Regions from separate parts of the Homo sapiens genome. Here region 2 is linked to region 1. The links are chromatin loops, found by intact Hi-C in ENCODE. Cell type or tissue: prostate gland. All regions are shown on one strand. Each heading gives the region's core, and the rest is flanking DNA. Links, peaks and the distances in the headings are about the cores only. Region 1 overlaps LOC105370187 (a long non-coding RNA gene). Region 2 overlaps LOC107984619 (a long non-coding RNA gene).

Region 1 (2,913 bases), core at 108-2,607:
TTAATTTCACCTACTTGTTTTGACTTTTTAAATGTGGCTATTAGGAAAGTTAACACTCCTGTGCTTGGGCCTCACATTATACCCCTATTGGACCACACCGTTCTACAGCCCCAACTCTACCATTTTTTACCCTCCAAAGGAAAGAGTTTATACTATTTACATTTACAAGAAAGTGTGATCTTCTTTCATTGCAAGATTTATGTATTGTCTGTATGTGGAGAAATTGAGGCATAAAATAGTTAAGATCTAAAGTTAAATATTAATCCTAAAACAAACTTCAAAGCCTGCTGAGAACAAAAGATTGCATCCTCTACTCAGCTTGACTTGTTTGACCTGCTTTCCAACCTGGACTGAAGCCATGGAGTTCAAGAAGTTTAGCAACTGTCTGAGGTTTAATGCCTAATCGAAAGCCAAACATAGCCGTTGCTTGTGTTTTTGCTCTTGTTTTATGCCCACTTATGCTATGCTCAGAGAGAAAAACACAGCAGGGTTGGGAGGACACCAGCTCGTGTGGCTTTTTTCCAGGGGTCATGTGTTGGGTTATATAGGATTCTCTAATTATTTAATGATAATCATTGGGTTTCCATTATCAAGGAAAATATATAAAACACATGCTGATGGGCAGATTCATTGAATGGCATAAGGACCCCTCAAGAAAGCTCAAGCTATTTATGAACCCTACTCATGACTCGGATACTGCATTAGTTCAGAGTGGAGGCTGGATTTTCACTTATTCCTCTGAAAGTCCCTAAGCAGAAAATATTTCCTGAAATATGAGCAACTCCTCAGGTGCCATCTAATAGAACAGGACTTGGCAATTAAAACCAAAGACATTCTTGTATTTTCTGCTGAGCTCCTGGTCCACCCCAGCCCCATCCAACTCTGAATATTTGACATCTGTGCTTATTTACTTAGTTCCCTGGAGTACCGGCAGCTTTTCTCTGTCACTGTGTTCACCTGTGAGAGGTCTATTTAAAGCGCCTTCATAATGTTCTGAACATTTACATTTGAGCCAAGCCCTCAGCTCGACCTTTCAACATTCTCCCTCTCTTATTTTTTCTCAACACCTCTCTCCCACTGCAGTCCTCTCCTTTTTTCTCCCTTGCAAACCTGTGAAGGGAGAGGCTGTGACACTGAAAACCTTCCTGGGGAGGTGGTAGGACTGGCCCTCCGCCCTGCAGCCCCTCCTTAATGAGGATTAAGTGTTCCTCCCTCACGTCCCAACACTGGGCAGCTGTCCCCAAGCCATTTAGGACCAGCCAATGACATGCCAGAGAGCTACACTGGAGAGAACAGAAGCCGCGTGCCTTTTTATTCATAGGACAGTGTGTGCTCATATAACCTTTCTCTGTATATAGACAGACCCAGCTATTAGCTTTCACAGTTCCTCCTTGTTTAACCTTATCTTTCTTGACTCATTGTATATTTGATGTTCCTAATGGACAGTATTCCATGTGGCACGGTGGAAGGCTACTGAAAGCCTGGAGGCACACATTCTAACTGCTGTTCTGCTGCTAACTTGCTGTGTGATCTTGGAGATGTCATCAAACTCTCTGGGCCTGTTTCCTCAATGAAATAGAAAGTTGGATTGAATGATACCTAGAAGTCCTTGCTGTTTTACAATTCTATGATCCATGAACTTCTCAGATCCTCTCTAGTAATTAGTATTCACTTCTCATAATATGTTTTTCCTGTGGCTGACTCCATGGATTTCCTTCTCTTTGGAGATTAGGGGCTGCCCAGTGATAAGCACACTGACCAGGTCCCCTCACAAGGTGATTAACATGACTGCATCCCAGGCTCCAGGACAAGGCCCAGGCGATACGCAGCTGCACACGAGTTAAATAGAAACATTTTTAAAAACACTTCAAGGGGAGGAAATTGATTTACTGAAGAGTAGTTTGTAGGAAACAGAATGTGGATAAGGCCCACATTAATTCATTGAAGAATCTCATGAAGTTTTTTTTTTGTTTGTTTTTTGTTTTTTTTTGAGACGGAGTTTCGCTCCTGTTGTCCAGGCTGGAGTACAATGGTGCTATCTCAGCTCACTGCAACCTCCGCCTCCCAGGTTCAAGCGATTCTCCTGCCTAAGCCTCCCAAGTAGCTGGGATTACAGGCACCTACCACCACACCTGGCTAACTTTTGTATTTTTAGTAGAGACGAGGTTTCACCACGTTGGCCAGGCTGGTCTTGAACTCCTGACCTCAGGTGATCTGCCCGCCATGGCCTTCCAAAGTGCTGGGATTACAGGCATGAGCCACCGTGCCCAGCCAGAATCTCATGAAGTTTTTATGGTTTGCTTTGTTTCTTTGTTTTCTAGAGTCTTGGCTGAAAAGAGGAAGCCCACCTTCTACCCCACGGGGTACTTCCAGAAGTACTGTGCGATCATCACAGCATGTCTCCCTGCTTCTGGTTCTCCCCACTCCGTCCCATTTTGCACACTGAGGCCAGATAAACATCACTAAAGCTGCTCCTATCACTGTGCCCCCTGCCTAAGAGCCTCCCAGCCCCTCTGGGCCACCTGGACTAAGCACAGCCCGCTTGGCCTGGCTGGTCAAGGCTCCCATGTTAAGCCCTCCATTGTCCTGACCAGCCCTTCTCACAGCTGCTCCCTGAACACAATGCCCAGGGCTCTCCCGCACACCCAACCCACTTGGCATTACCCTACACAATGTCATTGTGCAGTCTCCTCTCTCAGGAGGGCCCTCTACCCTTTCCAGCTGCTCAGTCCAATCGGTTCTGTAACATTCATGTCAAAACATTAACTTCATGATACACTTTCTCTTTCCTTCAAAACCCCTAAACCAGTGCTGTTCAATAAAAAATAGATGCAAGTCACAAATGGAACTTAAAATTCTCCAGTTGTCCTATTAAAAAAAGGAGGAAAGTGATGAAATCAGTTTCTGTAATAT
Region 2 (2,913 bases), core at 319-2,818, 52 kb after region 1:
GGGAGAGAAGCCCTTTTCCCAGCCCTGGTCTGCTCCTCCCTGGGGGTGAGGGATATGCCGCTTCCATCAAGGCTCTCGATGGTCCTGCAAGAAACAGTAGGCCAAAATGAGAGGGAGGCTGGATAGGGACGAGTTATGTGGGGAAGTACTGGAGCCCTTACAGTTCTAGGGGTTTCTCTGCCTAATTCTAGCTGTGGTGGCTGCCTTCTGAGGTCGGCCCTGCAGAAACAGCCTCACACTGAGGCCATGCTCCAGAGACAGGCCTTCAGACCCCGAGAGGTACTTGAACACACAACAGCAAGTTCAAGTTCACATTCAAGTGTTTTGTGACTTACCCTTTGACCCCTTCACACACCAGCATACCTCATTCCATCACTCTTTTCCATGTGCCAATAAAATCCTGGTAAACACATAAGCCCAAGTAAAAGGCTGTGCACACCAAGTGCCTCCCAGCTTCCTGACACACGGACACAAAACAAGAATGGATACAGCTCTCCTCAAACTGCTAAACAAGAACAAAGAAGTCTCAGGCTTGCAAAGATCTCTCAGGCAGCCCAGCCGTTCCTCTGGAAAATGAGTTCGTCAGAAAAAAACACTTGGAATGGAAAGGACTCAAGTCCAGAGGGCTTTTATTTAAACCCCAAACACACAGAGCCCTCTACGGTAAGGTTTCAGGTGCCCAGATCTGGGAGGCAGGGGCCACGGAAGATGGGGAGCAGCCAGGGGCCTGCGATCCAATCCCATGTGCCCTGCAGGGACTCCCAGGCAATGAGAAAAGCCATCTCTATGGCTCGTGAATTGTGGAAGCCACTGCTAAGGGGAGGAAGAAGGAACAGAATCAGTGCTTCATTTGCAGCAGCTTGAGTTTTTATCTGTTTTCTGTGTGTGATTCTACATGCATATTTGATTGAATTTTTTAAAAGTTCCAGCAGTTAAAACACCTTGAAAATCACAGTTTGAGAAAAGAAGAGGAATAGCAGGAGGAGGAGGAGGGAGGAGGGGTAGGAATACAGGTGTGCCAACTGGGCGGCATGCACACACACACACATTAGCTAATTTAGCCATCATCCCATTAACCTTATCAGGCAGGCACTGTGTGTTCTATTGCTTTCTATAGATGATGCCGGGATTTGAACAAAATACAGAACTTTCCCCAAGGTCACACATTGGCAGAGTCATCCCAAGTCATGCATCAAGGCTGACGCTGCTCCCCAGGGCTAACTAACTCTCTCCCCTCCCCACCAGCTTTATTTCTCTGCAAACTTGTAGCTGTTTGCATATGATTACAGAAAATAGGAAAGGTAACCTAAAGAAAGGTAACACGGGCTGGGACAGCTCTACCAAGAAATTCCAAATATTAAGCGCTTGCTAATGTGCAGTACTCTCCAGGCTGAATCAGTCACTGTGACAACCTTTGATGGCAAATGTATTCTGACTTCTAAAAGCTCCATCCTGAAAAGCAGGACTCTCTGTTTCTTGTCATCAGTGCCTGAGGTACTCTTTTAGATCTCCGTGCTTTGGAGATGTTTAAGCTGCTCCAATTTTTACCATTACAGAGAACTTCGTAGAATTGCTGGGAATTGGAGCCAGCTCTCTATGCACAGGGAATTTTCCACAGTGTCCTTGCCAGAAAGGGAGCGTGAGCTCAAGTTACAAGGCCAAGTGAAAAGGATTTGTGAAGGTTTCCTTTCAGAGCCGTGTGCTGGGCAACCACTTACAACGAGGAACCAGCTTTTGGACTCAAAACGGCTGGTGAAAGTAGCCAAGGCTCTGTGCCCAGATCTGCTGGCTTTTTTATAATTTGAACTAGTTGGAAAACTCACTAGAGAAGGTTGGGTTTAGCAGGAGCATCAGGGCTGCCAGAACGGGGGAAGTAACAATGCCCCAGTATCAGGCTTTTTGCTTGGTGTCTGGTCATTGAGTTCATTTTGCTTGCCAGGGGCTTATGGATCAAGCAGAAGCTGGAGAATGAATCTGTGACACGAACTTCATAAAGAATCTTGCACTGGCTGCACGGTTGATCCCTCAGAACATCTCCAAGGGTTGTTGAACTTGTTTCACCCAGTTCAACTTTGGGTGAAACAAGGAAGCAATTGGTGGTGAGGAAGGGAACAGAGAACTGCGATGCCAGGGACTCACATCTACACCTGGTCACTCAAAACTAAAGAACCAACAGAATACAGCAGCTGCTTCGTCTATGTGCTGATGGAGCAGTGGAAGCATAGGTATTCTCTTCCAGGCCCTCTGACTCCTTTCTACCACTGACTCCCAAGCCAATCACCCTCATTCAGCAGTGACCTACCTTTGTCTTTGTGTCATGCACTTAGGTCCGCTGGCAGATTGTTGTGGTAGTCAGCGTATTGAACCCACATAATCTATAGGTTCCTTATGTTTATTCTTCTCACTAAACTTTTTAAAACTTTGTTTTGAAATAATAATAGGCTCACAAGAAGTTGCAGAACGCTTAAAATTTAACAATAATTTACTTGAGATAAGACCCGTAGCTTTTGTTTGTTTGTTTGTTTGTTTGAGACAGAGTCGCTCTGTCGCTCAGGCTGGAGTGCAGTGGAGCAATGTCGGCTCACTGCAACCTCCGCCTCCCGGGTTCAAGTGATTCTCTTGCTTCAGCCACCCATGTAGCTGAGATTAAGGGGCCCGCCACCATGCCTAGCTAATTTCTGTATTTTTAGTAGAGATGGGGTTTCACCATGTTGGCCAGGCTGGTCTCGAACTCTTGACCTCAAGCGATCCACCTGCCTCAGGCCTCCCAATGTGCTGGGATTACAGGTGTGAGCCACCATGCTAGGCCTAGAGCTGTGGTCTTACTCACTGTATCTTCCTTTCTTGGAGGTCTGTTTGCTCTATGGGGGACACAACATGAGGACAAGAGTAACAGGAGACTAGACATTCATG

The links. A loop is a pair of places that touch in the nucleus more often than their neighbours do. Peaks named below come from ENCODE experiments on the same cell type or tissue, not always from the same donor. Only the 100,000 strongest peaks of a DNase experiment are listed, where the experiment ranks them.
Region 2: it touches region 1 in a loop (2.0-fold over the local background); 4 of 110 quality-filtered maps call a loop at or near these places.

What each region holds. Positions count from the first base shown.
Region 1 is chr13:44,853,474-44,856,386 of GRCh38, forward strand. The region is part of intron 3 of LOC105370187 (a long non-coding RNA gene); the gene reads right to left. Among named protein-coding and RNA genes, the nearest start is that of LINC00330, 45 kb to the left of the region's middle. In prostate gland, for the core only: no CTCF peak of the experiment used is centred there; DNase peaks (open chromatin) are centred at 358, 938 and 1,258; H3K4me3 peaks cover 412 bases; H3K27ac peaks cover 2,500 bases.
Region 2 is chr13:44,905,283-44,908,195 of GRCh38, forward strand. LOC107984619 (a long non-coding RNA gene) reads right to left here. Exons shown (of 2, transcript XR_001749860.1): 2 at 1-84. Among named protein-coding and RNA genes, the nearest start is that of TRE-TTC2-1, 11 kb to the right of the region's middle. In prostate gland, for the core only: no CTCF peak of the experiment used is centred there; a DNase peak (open chromatin) is centred at 1,659; H3K27ac peaks cover 2,500 bases.